2 separate regions of the Homo sapiens genome follow, and region 1 is linked to region 2. A link is a loop called in an ENCODE intact Hi-C map of the cell type or tissue named here. Cell type or tissue: IMR-90. All regions are shown on one strand. Each heading gives the region's core, and the rest is flanking DNA. Links, peaks and the distances in the headings are about the cores only. Region 1 overlaps WNK1 (WNK lysine deficient protein kinase 1). Region 2 holds the start of LOC124902855 (a long non-coding RNA gene).

Region 1 (9,075 bases), core at 784-8,783, 54 kb before region 2:
ACTGCAGGAGCGTTCATAATTTAGCTTCAGTGAAGGTAAAGATGCTGGTGTCTTTACCTATGTAGAGTTTGGGGGAGAGGGAGCAGTATTTCTGAATTAATATATTTAATATGCAATCTTATTTACGTGTGTAAATTAATGAGTTAGATAATTATAGATATCTCATTCACATTCCTTAAAGTTTAAATTTGTTCAAGTTGGCAAATAAAAAAGGTTTTCTGGTTTTTTAGTTCCTTTTTCTCAGGTGGGAAATTAACAAATTTGTCTTATATTCAGAGCACCTTTAGAATTGGCTACATGTGGTTTATCTTAGTTTGCAGAAAATAAATTTCATGTAATTCAGCAGCCATTTCTGCTTCTTTAAAAGTTAAAATAAGAATACATTATCAGAGGCCGGGGCGCGGTGGCTCACGCCTGTAATCCTAGCACTTTGGGAGGCCGAGGTGCACGGATCACAAGGTCAGGAGATCAAGACCATCCTGGCTAACATGGTGAAAACCCGTCTCTACTAAAAACACAAAAAATTAGCCGGGCGTGGTGGCAGGCGCCTGTAGTCCCAGCTGCTCAGGAGGCTGAGGCAGGAGAATGGCATGAACCTGGGAGGCGGAACTTGCAGTGAGCCAAGATCGCGCCACTGCACTCCAGCCTGGGCAACGGAGCGAGACTCCGTGTCAAAAAAAAAGAATACATTATCAGAAATAATTAAATAGGAATAAACCAAACATGACTGCTGTTGCCATTATATTTTAGCATTCTTTTGGTGATTTTAATTGACATAAATATAAGAAGAGCAAAAATATTATTTGTAGATTATCACCTAACAAAATCTAAGACACTTATCAAGGTGGCAAGATACATAATAAATGTACAAATAAATAGCTTATCTTTATACCAGCAGTAACCAATTAGTCGTATGGGTATACCAGCACATACGTAAAAGGCTGTTGGTTGCAGCATTATTTTAAGTAGCAAAAATGAAACAACCAAAGTGTTTATCATTAGGAGACTGATGCCATTTAGAAATTAAAGTAGTATGCTATAGAACACTATGTATAGGAAAGGCATGTTTTTGTTTTGTTTATTTTAACAAAAAAAGAAAACTATGTGAAAATGGCCACTTACGCATAGAAAAAAATCCATGAAGGTTATGCACCAAACGACTAATAGTGGTTACCTCTGGAGAATAGGATTAGGGGTATTTTCATTAACTTTATAATATGATGTACTAGTTAAAATTTTTATTACAAGCAGATGTTGTATTAAAGAAAAAATATAAATTAGGTATTAGAAGATCTTGAAAGTCAGCCCTAAACTTCATTTTTTTTTTTTTTTTTTTTTTTTTTTGGAGACAGAGTTTCGATCTTGTTGCCCATGCTGGAGTGCAATGGTGCAATCTCGGCTCACTGCAACCTCCGCCTCCCAGGTTCAAGCAATTTTCCTGCCTCAGCCTCCTGAGTAGCTGGGATTATAGATATGTGCCACCACGCCCGGCTAATTTTTTGCAATTTTAGTAGCGATGGGGTTTCTCCATGTTGGTCAGGCTGGTCTTGAACTCTGGACCGCAGGTGATCTGCCCACCTCAGCCTCCCAAAGTGCTGGGATTACAGGCGTGAGCCACCGCGCCCAGCCTCAAGTTTTTATTTGTTAGACAGAAGGGGCAGTACTCTAGGGGTCATAGTCCTGTTTTGTTTGGTTTTGTTTGCTTGATTTATTACAGAATTTAGTATTCGAGTACAGTTATGTTCCATGCATTAAATTAGGTGTATAATTACGCACCATGCATTAAATTATACTTGAGTCCCTAGTACATAGTAGATTCCCAGGTGTCATTCCCTTTGCCCCACTTTGAGTTAAAAAATAATGTCCTTGTTTCAAAAAGAGAAACTTCATTTTTTTAATAAAATAAGCAATCTAAGGCATTAACAGCTAGTAAATATTAAAGCTAAAATTTGAAAATGTCTGTTATTCCAAATCCAGTGCTTTCCTCCCTATTTTGTAGCTATAATCAAAGCTATTCTTCAAGCATATTAATTATACAGTTGATAAAATAGGGTAAGGAAAAAAGATTAAAGGAAGCTATTGGATCTATCTGATATAGGTGCCAAAGAGAGAGCTGATGCCAAGAGATAGGGAAAAGGGAATGGCAGGGATGGGATGGGGAAAGGAACTGTCTGGATATGTTATGTAAATGTCTTTGTAAAGACCTATTGTTGGGGTGAGGGAGATAATTGGGTGAAGAGCCAATGGTAACTTGAGTATTAAAAGATTGGTTAATTTTTCCTGGTGGCACCATCACAAAGAACATCAGAGGGAAAACAAATATATAATGGAAATTGATGAATTTGGGTTTGTGCATGTCTTGATTACTAAAATCATCATTATTTACAGACACTGAAGGCTTTAGGTAAACATGCTTCCTTAGAAACATGCTGTTATTGATTTGAAATAAAACTGAATCATTGTATTTTATTCTTAGCAGCAGGGAATACAGCAGACAGCCCCTCCTCAACAGACAGTGCAGTATTCACTTTCACAGACATCAACCTCCAGTGAGGCCACTACTGCACAGCCAGTGAGTCAGCCTCAAGCTCCACAAGTCTTGCCTCAAGTATCAGCTGGAAAACAGGTAAACTTTTTTTTTTTTTTTAAACAGGTAAACTCTTAATTTCTGAAAGGGTGCTAAAAGGGATTTCCATGTAACTTGTCCTTTCATGTGGATAGACTTCTACCTTTTCTTCTAAGGGTAACCAACCCTTGAAGTAGGTTAATCTCATTGCAGAAATGAAGTGAAGATCACCTCATTGGTGCATATGCATTATTTAATGTAAATGGGTACGTTACTGACAGCAGTGACAATCCAAAGTTTCACTTCTAGTCTTACCAGTCCAAAATTGATGTAACAGGTATTAGAAATAACAGGTTAAATAAAGGTGCTCTGGTAACTGAACCTATGACATTCCCTAGAATTGTGTCAGCTATGTCTGATATTCTAGGTTTGAAACTATGCTTTATTTTCATGTAGATTTCTGCACTGTTTACTGTGTGGAATGTTTTTTTTTCTTAAGTAGTCCTCCTAATCACTTGAGAAGTACCCTGTAGAAGGTATGCTTTTCTGAATGACCTTTTTTCAACTTTATTTTTGAGTACTGTTGTGCATGTATGTGCACAGTGTATTGTTACCCTAATATTTCATCACATCTGAGATGCTATCAACTTTAAAATGTACCATATTTTATGTACCACATTATCAGTTATAAAGTAGATCCCAATTTCTCACATGTTAAAATGATCAGGTAGTGGAGAGGGATGATTGCATCCTAGAATGAGTGAAATATGTGAATTATACCAATTTTTATTGAGCCATGTTGGACTTAAGAATTTTAGAAATAATACGAATGAAATCTTAATTCCACTGGGAAGGAATTCATTTGAATTTCAGTAACTACTGTAACAGCAGTCGTAACTTTAGTGATAGCATTATGGTATATAAAATATATTCCAATAAAGCTGTTAAAAAAAAAAGCCAACCCCTTGTCTATGGAAGGGTCCTCTTCTATTGCCAAATGCTGAAGCATTAGCAAATATTTCTATGACAAAAGGTGTAGAACAGTAATAGTCTATTTAGCCTCTTTCTCTCCTGCTCTCCTTTCCATATTCTTATGTGGCATATTAACTTAACACTAATGTATGCAGGGTTTTGTTGGTTTGGTGTTTTTTTTTTTGTTTGTTTTTTCCTTCTTTTTGGCTAATACATAAATCTTGCTTTTGGCAGCCTTGCTTTTTTTTTTTTTTTTTTTTTTTTAAGCCTGTCTGTTTTGTTTTTCTTTACCTTCCCAGCTTCCAGTTTCCCAGCCAGTACCAACTATCCAAGGCGAACCTCAGATCCCAGTTGCGACACAACCCTCGGTTGTTCCAGTCCACTCTGGTGCTCATTTCCTTCCAGTGGGACAGCCGCTCCCTACTCCCTTGCTCCCTCAGTACCCTGTCTCTCAGATTCCCATATCAACTCCTCATGTGTCTACGGCTCAGACAGGTTTCTCATCCCTTCCCATCACAATGGCAGCTGGCATTACTCAGCCTCTGCTCACGTTGGCTTCATCTGCTACAACAGCTGCGATCCCGGGGGTATCAACTGTGGTTCCTAGTCAGCTTCCAACCCTTCTGCAGCCTGTGACTCAGCTGCCAAGTCAGGTTCACCCACAGCTCCTACAACCAGCAGTTCAGTCCATGGGAATACCAGCTAACCTTGGACAAGCTGCTGAGGTTCCACTTTCCTCTGGAGATGTTCTGTACCAGGTATTGTGTTAGTTAGCAAAAGAGGGCACCACAGAGTTTGATCCTAGTAGATCATCAGGAACATGGAAATCTAATAGTTGAGTGTCAGAATAACTAGCAATAACATGTCAACTAGAGAAGCAAAATAGTAAAATTCTGAGAAAGGATTGGATAATGATGTTCAGTGATTCCTGATCCATTTTTCTCAAGACACTTCTTCAGAGAAAAATGGTTCTCTCAGTATTCACTGTAAGCTGATTGAATGCTAGATGTGGTTAATAGTACACCTGGCAACTTTTACATATATGGGTAGAATAAATAGAATAGCCAACATGGTATCAACAAAAAGCTTCGGGGTTTAGACTGGGAAAATTAGCATTTCATGATATGACTGTTATGTGGAAGAATTTTTGCATTTTTCCATTTAAGATTGGCTAGGAAGAAATTGTGTTCCTCCTATTTAAATCATCTCTAGGTGAAGATAACCGACAATAAAGTAGTATTGTAGAGTCCTGTCTCTTCTGTTGGAACCAGTCTACTACTTCATTTCAAGAATGTGGTCTTTATATGCCCTTTAGATTATTAGAAAGAGATTGGCTACTATTCTTCTTTGCTGTGTGCTTCTTTTTTTTTTTTTTGCATGTCTTGCTGTTTTGCTAATTTATTGACCCCCAACCTGCTCTAACTCACCTTCCTCATTTCTGTCACAGGGCTTCCCACCTCGACTGCCACCACAGTACCCAGGAGATTCAAATATTGCTCCCTCTTCCAACGTGGCTTCTGTTTGCATCCATTCTACAGTCCTATCCCCTCCCATGCCGACAGAAGTACTGGCTACACCTGGGTACTTTCCCACAGTGGTGCAGCCTTATGTGGAATCAAATCTTTTAGTTCCTATGGGTGGTGTAGGAGGACAGGTTCAAGTGTCCCAGCCAGGAGGGAGTTTAGCACAAGCCCCCACTACATCCTCCCAGCAAGCAGTTTTGGAGGTAAATAGAATTACTGCATGTTTATATGTAAAACGTATATATGTAATTGGACAACAATGATAAAGGAGAAAGAAACAGGCTCCCCTGGTTTAGAACTTATTTGGAGACCATGTCAAACTAACTTCTGCATGACTTTTTCTTACAGCAGAATGAAATGCCAATGTGGGGTCCTTGTTTCCACTGGCTGTTCTGTTGGGAAGTGAGTGTGCCTTGGAGAAGATGAACCCTATTAGCACTTCACTTCTCTAGCTAGTACTTTAGCCATTATTCTTGTCCTTTCACAAACTTTTTCCATTGGCAGTCATAAGAGTATCTTACCCTCCTGTGCTCTCAGCAATCATTTTTGCCCTGCTAGGAGAAGATCTGAATTCATCTTTGTACTATGCTCTGTCTGCGCTATTGCACACTCTTGGTAAGATGCTGGCTGCATGGCAAGTTGTAGGTTCACACTGCCTAGCAGATATGTTGGCTGACCTCATACCATGCAGTCTATACCAGAGACTAGCTTTAGCAACTTCCTTTGGAATTTTAAGACCATTATCTCTAGATGCTGAATATTGAGAATTTACTAGTAAATTTAGTGCTTCTAGGACGTAGTGGGGAGGGATAAGGAAAAAAATAAGTAGATTATTGGGGATAGTGAATGATAAATCTATTACTACCGAGATTTGAGTTATCTTTTCGATTCACAGAGTACTCAGGGAGTCTCTCAGGTTGCTCCTGCAGAGCCAGTTGCAGTAGCACAGACCCAAGCTACCCAGCCGACCACTTTGGCTTCCTCTGTAGACAGGTACGTAAAACTAGAATTCTCCTTCCTTGACTGGTAAATAAGACGGTATGAAACGCCAAACTGTCAGACCTTTAAATCTCATATTATAAACTGCACTTTTTTTTCTTTTTAAATTTCAAAGTGCACATTCAGATGTTGCTTCAGGTATGAGTGATGGCAATGAGAACGTCCCATCTTCCAGTGGAAGGCATGAAGGAAGAACTACAAAACGGCATTACCGAAAATCTGTAAGGAGTCGCTCTCGACATGAAAAAACTTCACGCCCAAAATTAAGAATTTTGAATGTAAGTATTCCTAATTTGTGAGTTTCATGTTGTTAAAGGAATTTGACACTGAAAAAGATTTTAGAGGTCATCAAATCCAAACCACTCACTTCATAAAATAAAGATAACTATCTGTGTGTGACAGATAATTTTTTTTTTTTTTAGACGGAGTCTCGCTCTGTCGCCCAGGCTGGAGTGCAGTGGCATGATCTCTTCTCACTGTGATTGCAGTGCCTCCTGGGTTCAAGCGATTCTCCTGCCTCAGCCTCCCAAGTAGCTGGGACTACAGACACGTGCCACCACGCACGGCTAGTTTTTGTATTTTTAGTAGAGACAGGGTTTCACCATATTGGTCAGGCTGGTTTCAAACTCCTGACCTCAGGTGACTCACCTGCCTCAGCCTCCCAAACCACTGGGATTACAGGCACCCAGCCAGATAATTTATATAGTACTCTTCTCATTTCATGCCCACAGTCTCTTTGACTTAAATATCACATTTTTAGAAAAATGAAAAGGTAGTTCATAAAGCTATGATAGGGCCAGCAGTTAATATCATTTAAATATTTCTTAAGGCTTAGATGAATTGATGAATGTATAGGATCTTATAATTAGCCAAATGATATTCTTACATTCCATATTTCTATGATAAAGCACTACTTATCTTTTAGAAAAAGAATAGAGAGTTTTAGTAAGTAGCTCAAAGGCTAACGTCTTCTCAAAGATTTTTCTTGCTACCAGTTTAAGAGACAAAGTACTAGTGCTCCAAGGAACAGCGATAACACTATGCTTCCTTAGACATAAAGTCAAGTGCTAATCTGCATTGCTTTTCTGAAATTCAGTAATAAAGCTGAATATGGTCTTTGGAGATGATGTACCTTTTTTCTTTTTAGGTTTCAAATAAAGGAGACCGAGTAGTAGAATGTCAATTAGAGACTCATAATAGGAAAATGGTTACATTCAAATTTGACCTAGATGGTGACAACCCCGAGGAGATAGCAACAATTATGGTACGTCTGCATTTGGAGTTCTAGGTTTTTCCTTAGTACTTGATCTTAATAGCCATTGCTCTAGGCAAATATGCCATATTTTATAATCCATGTTTTTTTAAAGTTATGCATTTACTTCAATGTGAATAAAACTATCACACCCAACCTGTGATTTAGTGATGTTTTTGTCTAGGCTATGTCTAACTAGATATTGAAGTTCTTAAAAAGAGAAGAGCTAACTTGAGTACAAAATAAATAAAAATATAGGTAAGTATGCAGATAGGACAGAAGTCATAAAAGTGACATAAAGTTTGAGAAATGACACTAATTAGACTGACATCACATTTCTTTTACAGGTGAACAATGACTTTATTCTAGCAATAGAGAGAGAGTCGTTTGTGGATCAAGTGCGAGAAATTATTGAAAAAGCTGATGAAATGCTCAGTGAGGATGTCAGTGTGGAACCAGAGGGTGATCAGGGATTGGAGAGTCTACAAGGAAAGGATGACTATGGCTTTTCAGGTTCTCAGGTAGGTTCACCACTCCCATAGTGAAACTTTGTTGATTTAAAATATTTTCATAGTTCTAAATTTGCTATGCAAAATGTCCAGTGATATCACCTGACACCCATGACCGACAACAAACTTTTATGTTCTCTTCACATGTGGCAGTTTGCTTTGCCTAGTCATTGAGATTGCATTTGAGAATGTATTTAATCACTTTTGTTTGTTGTAGAAATTGGAAGGAGAGTTCAAACAACCAATTCCTGCGTCTTCCATGCCACAGCAAATAGGTGAATTTATTTTCTTTCCTTGTTTTTACCTTTGACTTAAGAAGCCATTAGCCGAGGGTGGTGGCAGGCTTCTGTAGTCCCAGCTACTCAGGAGGCCGAGGCACGAGAATCGCTTGAACCCAGGAGGCGGAGGTTGCAGTGAGCTGAGATCGCGCCACTGCACTCCAGCCTGGGTGAGAGAATGAGACCGTGCCTCAAAAAAAGCAGTTGTATGTGCCAATAATGAAGTCTAACAATATTTATAATAATAATGCTATTAAGTTACGTTTGTTTGTTTGTTTTTGACCAGGCATTCCTACCAGTTCTTTAACTCAAGTTGTTCATTCTGCGGGAAGGCGGTTTATAGTGAGTCCTGTGCCAGAAAGCCGATTACGAGAATCAAAAGTTTTCCCCAGTGAAATAACAGATACAGGTAAGGGATTGATTCTGCCACATTGTTATGTAAATTCTACAGTGCCTCTGCTATGTTGAAAGCTTAATCATAAAGCAGTAATTTATGATGACACAGATAATAAAAAAGAATAGAAAACTGAAGTTATAACCAACAGATAAACATATGGGAGAGGGAAATAGATGAAGAATACAGAGAATTACAGAAAAAGCCAAGAAGCACGGCCATACCAAGATATAGTCTGTATAATAGATATTGTAGTATGTGTTTATTTCTGCACTTAGTACTGTTGTCTATGTTTTAAGATTACTCCATATTTTTTATCAAAAACAGATATTTATAGGAGCTGACTTAGGCTAGCAGACAATCTTTTGAATCCATCCTTTTAAAATCAGCTGATTCTTATCTTTTTGTATTCCTTTGCAGTTGCTGCCTCTACAGCTCAGAGCCCTGGAATGAACTTGTCTCACTCTGCATCATCCCTTAGTCTACAACAGGCCTTTTCTGAACTTAGACGTGCCCAAATGACAGAAGGACCCAACACAGCACCTCCAAACTTTAGTCATACAGGACCAACATTTCCAGTAG
Region 2 (9,075 bases), core at 454-8,453:
AATGTAGCACACCTAGAAAAACAAATGTTTTTAAGGAAAAGCTGTGTTAATTCCTTACCACACTTAAATGTGAATCAAAATTGACATAATTTATTCCTCATCTACTTTTTTCGATAAACTGTCCTTAAACATTCTTCTCGGGAGGCTGAGGTGGGAGGATCACTTGAGCCCAGGAGCTCAAGGCTGCAGTAAGCTAGGATCGTGCCACTGCACTCCAGCCTAAGTGACAGAGTGAGAACCAGTCTGTTAAAAAAAATTTTTTTTTCAAGAAAATTCTCAATGAATTTATTTCAAAAATCTTCTAGATGGAGCCCGCGAGAACGAATGGTCTGTTGGGAGGAGGAACTCACCCAGCAGTTGCTAAAATTCAGTTTGCAAAAAGTACAAATCTGTTTGACATATTTTATGGAAGACCAAAAATATACACAGAAGTTAAAATTAGAAGCAAATGATATGCAATTATTATGTGTCAATCATAAGTTCTTTAAAAAGTGTTTAATTAAAAAAAAAAAGCAAATGGCAAAAGGAACATTTTTTTTTTAATGGTGTAAAGGCTGGGCATGGTGGCCCACACCTGTAATCCCAGCACTTTGGGAGGCCGAGGTGGGAGGATCACTTGAGCCCAGCAGTTCGAGATCAGCCTGGGCAACATGGCGAGATGTCGTCTCTACAGAACATTAAAAAATTAACCAGGTGTGGTGGCGTGTGCCTGTAGTCCCAGCTAGTCAGGAAGCTGAGGCAGGAGGATCGCTTGAGCCTGGGAGGTGGAGGCTGCAGTGAGCTGAGATGACACCACTGGTCGGACTCCAGCCTAGGTGACAGAGCAAGACCCTGTCTTTAAAAATAAAAAAAAAAAAAGATGATGTAAAAATCTTAAGACGGCGGTTATGCGAGTGTCAAGACCATGCCCAGGCCCCTTCGGATGAGAATGAAGTCTGGAACCCATCCCCTCCCAGGGGCACTGGGAGACCTCCAGGAACAGTTAACAGCAGACTTCCGAATCCCTGAGGACCCAGAGAGGGAACTGGCAAGACCATCGGAGTCTGCGGTATGGATGCCTGCTTTCCAGGCACATGAATTCTCCTACCTTCTGGCCTCCGCCAGCCATGCGGCTACTTATGTATTCTGGGCCCAGCCTCTGCCTCAGGGCCTTCTGGATGGCCTGGTACTCTTCTGCTGTGTACTGGCACTGCAACCCCAAAAAAGAAAATTAAATTCACACTTCCACCATTCCTCACATCATTGAGTCTCCATCCTTTATGGAGACTTTATACTCTTAAAAAGACCCCCCAGAACCTTTGTTTATGTGGGTTCTATGTATCCTATTAGGAATCAAAACTGAGAAACTTTTAAGGCATGCATGCCATTAGGCATCATAGCAGTGACATCACCACATATCATGCACTCTCTGAAAACTCTACCATTCACTCATGAGACAATGAGTGTGAAAGAGGCAAATAGTATTATTATGAAGATAATTTTGACCTTCTGGACTCTGAAAGATCTTCAGAAACCCCAGGGTTTTTGAGAACTGCATTTTGAGAACTGCTGCCTTAGCTGCTGCTACCATCCTTATAAATGTTTCTGAAGCTTAGGAAGCTAAAATGTTCTGCCTCCAGATCTGTAAATGACGTCAGCACAGGAAGCAAGTACGGAAAGAGCACGGGGGTAGGAAGCCTTGCTTCCATTTGTCCTTTCCAGAGATTGACGCCTTCTCCAATACAACAATTTCCCATCCTGCACAAACAGAAACACACTACTGCTTGCTGATTTGGGTTTTGTCCCCCTTGCCCTGCTCAGATGAGATGAATACTCACAACTCTCTGCTAAAGACAAAGATGGAGTTTGGGTGGACAAAGCAAGAAACTCTTTTCTGTGCACACAATGTCCCTACAAGGAATAGGACCCCCAGTAACTTTCCATGCCTCCAAGAAAGACAACTGGAGCCAGGCGCGGTGGCTCATGCCTGTAATTCCAGCATTTAGGAGGCCGAGGCAGGCAGATCACGAGGTCAGGAGTTCAAGACTACCCTGGCCAACATGGTGAAACCACATCTCTACTAAAAATACAAAAAAATTAAGCCCGGGCGTGGTGGCTCACGCCTGTAATCCAAACACTTTGGGAGGCCGAGGCAGGCGGATCACCTGAGGTCAGGAGTTCGAGACCAGCCTGGCCAACATGGTTAAACCCCATCTCTACTAAAAATATAAAAATTAGCTGGCCATGGTGGTGCATGCCTGTTATCCCAGCTACTTGGGAGGCTGAGGCAGGAGAATTGCTTGAATCCAGAGGGTGGAAGTTGCAGTGAGCTGAGATCGCACCACTGCACTGCAGCCTGGGTGACAAAGCAAGACTCAGTCTCGAAAAAAAAAAGAAATAGAACTGGGTGGCATGCACACAGGGGCAATAGGAAATAGGGAGATTTTCACAGTTTCATTTTGAATTTGATGTCATACAAATATGTTATCTATCCCCCCCCACAAAAAATTTAAAATCTAAATCTAATCCCCAGTACTATCAGTCTTTTGATAGCTAACATTCCAAAATGCCCTCCAGAGTTCACAAGACTCCCAAAAAATGCATCTAAAGGAAAAACCAATAACAAATAGCTCACACATGTACTATGTAAACGTACTAGGTACTGCCCCCGCACGCACCGCGTCAACGTACTAGGTACTGCTCACACACGTACTAGGTAAACGTACTAGGTACTGCTCACACACGTACTAGGTAAACGTACTAGGTACTGCTCACACATGTACTACGATGCTCTACAAACTGCCTTGCCCTAACTTTACTCACTTCACCTCATTCTTTCCCGGCATGAAGGAACCACAGTTACCTGTCCAAAGCATAACACTGAGCCGCCGCCAGCAGCAGGATGGCTGTCACGTCCTCCAAGAATTGCTTCCTCAGTCCCAGACATCTTGATTCTGGTTGACCTCTATATAAATAAAAAGCGGAAAAAAAAAACAACCCTCAAAGAATGTTTAAAGTAAAAGGCAAGAGCCTCTACTGAAAAATCACATAAAGAATCCTTATGCGGCCAGGCACAGTGGCTCATGCCTGTAATCCCAGCACTTTGGGAGGCCGAGGTGGGTGGATCACAAGGTCAGGAGATGGAGACCATCCTGGCTAACATGGTGAAACCCCCTCTCTACTAAAAATCCAAAAAAATTAGCTGGGCATGGTGGCAGGCGCCTGTAATCCCAGCTACTCGGGAGGCTGAGGCAAAGAATTGCTTGAACCCAGGAGGCGGAGGTTGCAGTGATCTGAGATCACACCCTGCACTCCAGCCTGGGCGACAGAGCGAGACTCCATTTCAGGAAAAAAAAAAAAAAAGAATCCCTATGCAATACCCTAAGAGTTATTTATAAGCTTCTAAGCACTGCTCCAATCCAGAACAGAGTTCCTCAGTGGTTAGCTGTGGTCTCTCAAGCTGCTGAAGATTCTTTAAGGTCTACTTCTACCTTTCTGTTAACATGTTTGCTATTCTGGCGGTGCTATTAAAGGTGATTTTTACAATAAGAATATATTACATTTAGAACTATAAAATCAAAATTACAAAAAATTCTTTATGGGAAAGCAAACAAAAAATGTACTATAGGTGGAACATTGCTAATCCAAAAATCCAAAATTCAAAATGCTCCAAAATCCAAAACGTTTTGAGTGCCAACATGATGTGTTATAGTCAAAACACAGGTAATGGCCAGGCATGGTGGCTCAAACCTATAATCCTACCACCTTGGGAGGCCAAGGCAGAAGGACTGCTTGAGCCCAGGAGTTTGAGACTAGCCTAGACAACAAAACCCCATCACTACAAAAAATTTAAAAATTAGCCAGGCGTGGTGCTATGCTACTTAGGAGGCTGATGTGGGAGGATCGCTTGAGCTCAGGAGTTTGAGGCTGCAGTGAGCTATGACCACCCCATCGCACTCCAGCCTGGGTGACAGAGTGTCTGACTCTGTCTCAAAAAAAAAAAAAAACAAAAAAAAAGGCAGGCACACAACACACAGTTTATTCAGCTTCTCCAAGAGAAAAATTCAATTATCAGCCAGACGCAGTCACTGACACCTATAATCCCAGCACTTTGGGAGGCTGAGGCGGGCGGATCACCTGAGGTCAGGAGTTTGAGACCAGCCTGGCCAACATGGTGAAATGTCTTTATAAAAATACAAAAATTAGCCGGGTGTGGTAGTGCGAGCCTGTAATTCCAGCTACTTGGGAGGCTGAGGTAGGAGAATCGCTTGAACCTGGGAGGCAGAGGTTGCAGTGAGCTGAGATTGTGCCACGGCACTCCAGCCTGGGCGAGAGTGAGACTCCATCTCAAAAAAAAAAAAAAAAAAAAATCATCTTTAGGCTCTGAAAACAAATGAATTTCATGTTTAGACTTGGGTCCCCTTCCCAAGATATCTGATTATATATATTCAAATATTCCAAAATCTGAAGTCCAAAACACTTCTGGTCCCAAAGCATTTCAGAGAAGCAATACCCAACCTGTACTAGCTAAGAGGGTAACTGGGAGGTGGTGGATATGTGAATTACCTTGACTGTGGTAATCATTTCACAGTGCATTCACATATCAAATCATCACATTGTACACCCTAAATATATACAATTTTTGTCAGTCATACCTCAAAAAAGCTGGGGGGTAGGGAAGAAAAATCAAGTGAATCTGTTTTAAAGTTTAAAAAAACCGGCCAGGTGTGGTGGCTCACACCTGTAACCCTAACACTTTGGGAGGCCAAAGCAGGCGGATCACCTGAGGTCAGGAGTTCGAGATCAGCCTGACCAACATAGTGAAACCCCATCTGTACTAAAAATACAAAAAAATTAGCCGGATGTGGTGGCAGGCGCCTGTAGTCCCAGCTACTCGGGAGGCTGAGGCAGGAGAATCACTTGAACTTGGGAGGCAGAGGTTGCAGTGAACTGAGATTGTGCCACTGCACTCCAGCCTGGGTGACAGAACAAGACTCCATCTCAAAAATAATAATAATAAAGTTTTTAAAAACCTCAACTTACTGCTCACTACTATATAGGCAGCATGACCCTGGACACTGTGGGGTCAAAAAGAAATAGAAGCCACAATCACTGAAATGCTTTCCAGGAGCTAACAAGATAGCTGGAGGGAGGAGACTTAATAGAAATGAAACAAATGAAGAGCAGGAGGCCCCAACATTCAGGAAGGCTACAGAGCAAAAAGCCACTTCACTTCCTTAACCAGCAGCATCACCATCACCTGTGAATCTTTTTTTTTTTTTTTTTTTGTAAGCGTTTCGCTCTTGTCGCCTAGGCTGCCCTGCAGTGGTGTGGTCTCAGCTCACTGCAACCTTCACCTCCTGGGTTCAAGCGAATCTGCTGCTTCAGTCTCCTGAGTAGCTGAGATTACAGGTGTGCGCCACCATGCCCGGCTAAATTTTGCATTTTTAGTAGAGACAGGGCCGGGCGTGGTGGCTCACGCCTGTAATCCCAACACTTCGGGAGGCTGAGGAGGGCAGATCACCTGAGGTCAGGAATTCGAGACCAGCCTGACCAACATGGAAAAACCCCGTCTCTACTAAAAATACAAAATTAGCCGGGTGTGGTGGTGCATGCCTGTAATCCCAGCTACTCAGGAGGCTGAGGCAAGAGAATCGCTTGAACCCGGAAGGCGGAGGTTGCAGTGAGCCGAGATTGCGCCATTGCACTCCCGCCTGGGAAACAAGAGTGAAACTCCGTCTCAAAAAAATAAATAAATAAATAAATAAATAAATAAATAAATAAATAACTAGAGACGGGGTTTCACCATGTTGGCCAGCCTGATCTCGAACTCCTGACCTCAAGTGATCCACCCGCCTCAGGTGTGAGCCACCATGCCAGAACACTTCTCACATTTAAAGAGCAACTTGTGGCCGGGCACGGTGGCTCACACTTGTAATCCCAGCACTTTGGGAGGCCCAGGCAGGTGGATAACCTGAGGTCAGGAGTTCAAGACGAGCCTGGTCAACATGGTGAAACCCCATCTCTACTAAAAATACAAAACTTAGCCAGATGCAGTGGCGCGTGCCTGTAGTCCCAGCTACTCGGGGGGCTGAGGCTGGAGAATTGCTTGTACCCGGGAGGCGGAGGTTGCAGTGAGCCGAGACCACACCACTGCATTCCAGCCTGGGCAATGGAGCAAGACTCTTTCTCAAAAAACAAAACAAAACAAACAAAAAAAATTCAGTCTTTTATTGAAGGACAATCTTATCTTTGTCCATAAAGTAAATGTGAAATATTTTTTGCCTTTTTTGCTCTTTTACTTTGAAAAAGATGTCTTACTATTCTGCTTTCCTTCCTAAAACTGTCTACAATGGTTTTTCCATTATAAAAGTAAAAAAAAAAAAAAAAAAAATTTAAGAGACAGCGTCTTGCTCTGTTACCCAGGCTGGAATGCAGTGGTGCAATCATAGCATACTGTAACCTTGACCTCCAGGGCTCAGGTGATCCTCCCACTGCGGCCTCCAGAGTAGACAGGACTACAGGTGAGTGCTATCATGCCAGGTTAATTTTTTTTAAAATTTTTTTAGAGATGAGTGTCTCACTATGTTGCCCAGGTTGGTCTTGAACTCCTGGGCTCAAGGAGTTCAAGTGTTTTTTATGTGTGCATATTCGTTAAACAAAGGTAGAATCCAAATGCATTAGGCATATCTTACACAGCACTTCAAATCTTCTTGGCCTTGTGTGTCCTTGAGGCCCTTGGTCACTTTGTCCACTCCAGCTGTCACTGGGCTGATCAAACACGTCTGGGTTATAACCAACTGCCCACAGGCACAACCCCACGGTCCCTTACCTCCTGCTCATACTGGGTACCTATCACTTCCCACCCGTGGCTTGCTGCTTGCCTTGGAGGTGTAAGGGTCTGTGGGACCCACCTGGTACCCACACATGCACAACCTAGAAGTCTATGGGAATTAATGTGCCATGAAGCAAACCTTTTTCCAGTGAGATACAGAAGCTGAGGGGTCCGTCCACCCTTCCTTTAGATGGATTGCCCTGGAATGCAGTTATGTATACATCCTCCTGGGAGACAGCTTTAGGAGAACAAGCAACCAACTGTACTTGCACCAAGGGCAACCAACTTCAAAATGCACCCTTGAACTGACTTAATCTTCCTTCTCCCTTCACTCACCTTTCCCCTACCTCTGCTTCCTGAGAGCACACTTCTTGAAAAAATAATAGCACATACGCTCTTGCCTCAAGCTGTAGGTTCTCCAGGTTCTAGGGTACCCAGGTATAGCAGACACTACGGATGCTCTACTCAGCATCCCTTCAGCTTTTTTTTTTTTCTGAGACAGAGTCTCGCTCTGTCACCCAGGCTGGAGTGCAGAGTGGTGTGATCTCAGCTCACTGCAACCTACACCTCCCAGATTCAAGCAATTCTCCTGCCTCAGCCTACTGAATAGCTGGGATTACAGGCATCCACCACCACGCCTGGCTAATTTTTGTATTTTTAGTAGAGACGGGGTTTCGTCATGTTGGCCAGGCTGCTCTCGAACTTCTGACCTCAGGTGATCCGCCTGCCTCATCCTCCCAAAGTGCTGGGACTACAGGTGTGAGCCACCGCGCCCAGCCATCCCTTCAGCTCTTACCACAATAGTGCACCCTATTCTGACTTCCAAATGCCAACATCTGCATCTTGTTACCTGAGAGCTTTCTTTGGTATCCAGACTACTTTGCACCTGTTTATGGCAAGCTGTAAGCACCAGAAAATTGAACCACCCTGGCAGCAGCCCTCAAATGGTGCCTGACAGGAGCTGGTGTTGAAATACGCTAAATTTCTGACCCCTCTGTGGAACATCACCAAGCCATGAGCTTCTCCAGTGGAATTAGGTTCCCCCGTGGCAACAGGCTTGAAAACTCACCCTTTGTTGTCAAACTTTCCTTTCCTGTCTCCCTTCCCCGCTCCTCTACTGTGTAAAGGACTAATCTCCAAATAAACTACTTGGGAATAAAAAGGAGGGCGGCAAAAGATGCCTTTACAATGTAGAAACCTGGGAGTTACCACCTTAATTATTAAGGAATCAAACTTAATGTCACCAATTACAGTCACATCATGTGCTTCCTGATGGACGCACTAAGAAGGTCCCATCATTGAGGTAGTATTTCTACCAACCTAATCATCAGGAAACAATCAAACAAGTTGAAATCTACAAAGCAACTGGCCTGGACTCTCCAAAGCATCAGTGTCTCAAAAAGCAAAACAAAATAGAATGGCTGGTGAACTCTTTTATGTTAAAAGAGGCTTAAGGCTGGGTGTGGTGGCCCACGCCTGTAATCCCAGCACTTTGGGAGGCCAAGGCGGGTGGATCATCTGAGCTCAGGAGTTCAAGACCAGCCTGGCCAACATGGTACAATTCCCGTCTCTACTAAAAATATAAAAAGTAGCTGGGCATGGTGGCACACACCTGTAGTCCCAGCAACACGGGAGGCTGAAGCAGGATAATCACTTGAACCCAGCGGGTGGAGGTTGCATGAGCCAAGATCATGCCACTGCACTCCAGTTTGGGTAACAGAGCAAGACTCCATCTCAAAAAATAAATAATAAATAAATAAAGACTTAAGAGGCATGACAACTAAATGCACTGTGTGATCTTCAATGAAATTTCGGATCAGGGATAAAGAAAAGCTATAAAGAATATTATTAGGACAATGGGAGAAATCTGATGATGGGATGAATATGAGACTGCAGCCACAACCTCCTGGGCTCAGGTGATCCTTCTGCCTCAGCCTCCCGAGTAGCTTAGACTACAGGTGTGCACCACCACAGCTGGTTAGTGTGATAATTATATCGTGATTCTGTAGGACAATGGCCTATCACTAGATGTATGATTTTGTATGATGCAATATTGGAGTAAAGTGTCATGTTTTCTGCAACTTACTCTCAATTCATTCAACTAATTGTGTGTGTGTGTGTGTGTGTGTGTGTGTGTGTAGAGAGAGAGAAAAAGGCAAGTAGATAAAGCAAAAGTACAAATTTATGAACCTAGGTGAAGGATATGCAGACATTAATTGTAAATTTTTTTTTTGAGACAGTCTCGCTGTGCCACCCAGTGC

What was found. Peaks named below come from ENCODE experiments on the same cell type or tissue, not always from the same donor. Only the 100,000 strongest peaks of a DNase experiment are listed, where the experiment ranks them.
Region 1: a loop joins it to region 2, with 2.0 times the contacts of the local background. A loop is called at or near these places in 10 of 110 quality-filtered maps.

Annotation. Positions count from the first base shown.
Region 1 is chr12:875,736-884,810 of GRCh38, forward strand. It overlaps WNK1 (WNK lysine deficient protein kinase 1), which reads left to right. Exons shown (of 28, transcript NM_018979.4): 10 at 2,477-2,626; 11 at 3,838-4,296; 12 at 4,986-5,264; 13 at 5,957-6,054; 14 at 6,176-6,338; 15 at 7,208-7,324; 16 at 7,660-7,833; 17 at 8,039-8,096; 18 at 8,386-8,508; 19 at 8,914-9,075. Among named protein-coding and RNA genes, the nearest start is that of RAD52, 69 kb to the right of the region's middle. In IMR-90, for the core only: no CTCF peak of the experiment used is centred there; a DNase peak (open chromatin) is centred at 4,116.
Region 2 is chr12:930,133-939,207 of GRCh38, forward strand. It overlaps RAD52 (RAD52 DNA repair protein), which reads right to left. Exons shown (of 12, transcript NM_134424.4): 2 at 2,843-2,944; 3 at 1,088-1,189; 4 at 1-12. The coding sequence starts at 2,926. It overlaps LOC124902855 (a long non-coding RNA gene), which reads left to right and starts at 1,181. Exons shown (of 2, transcript XR_007063155.1): 1 at 1,181-2,673; 2 at 2,709-5,736. In IMR-90, for the core only: no CTCF peak of the experiment used is centred there; no DNase peak of the experiment used is centred there.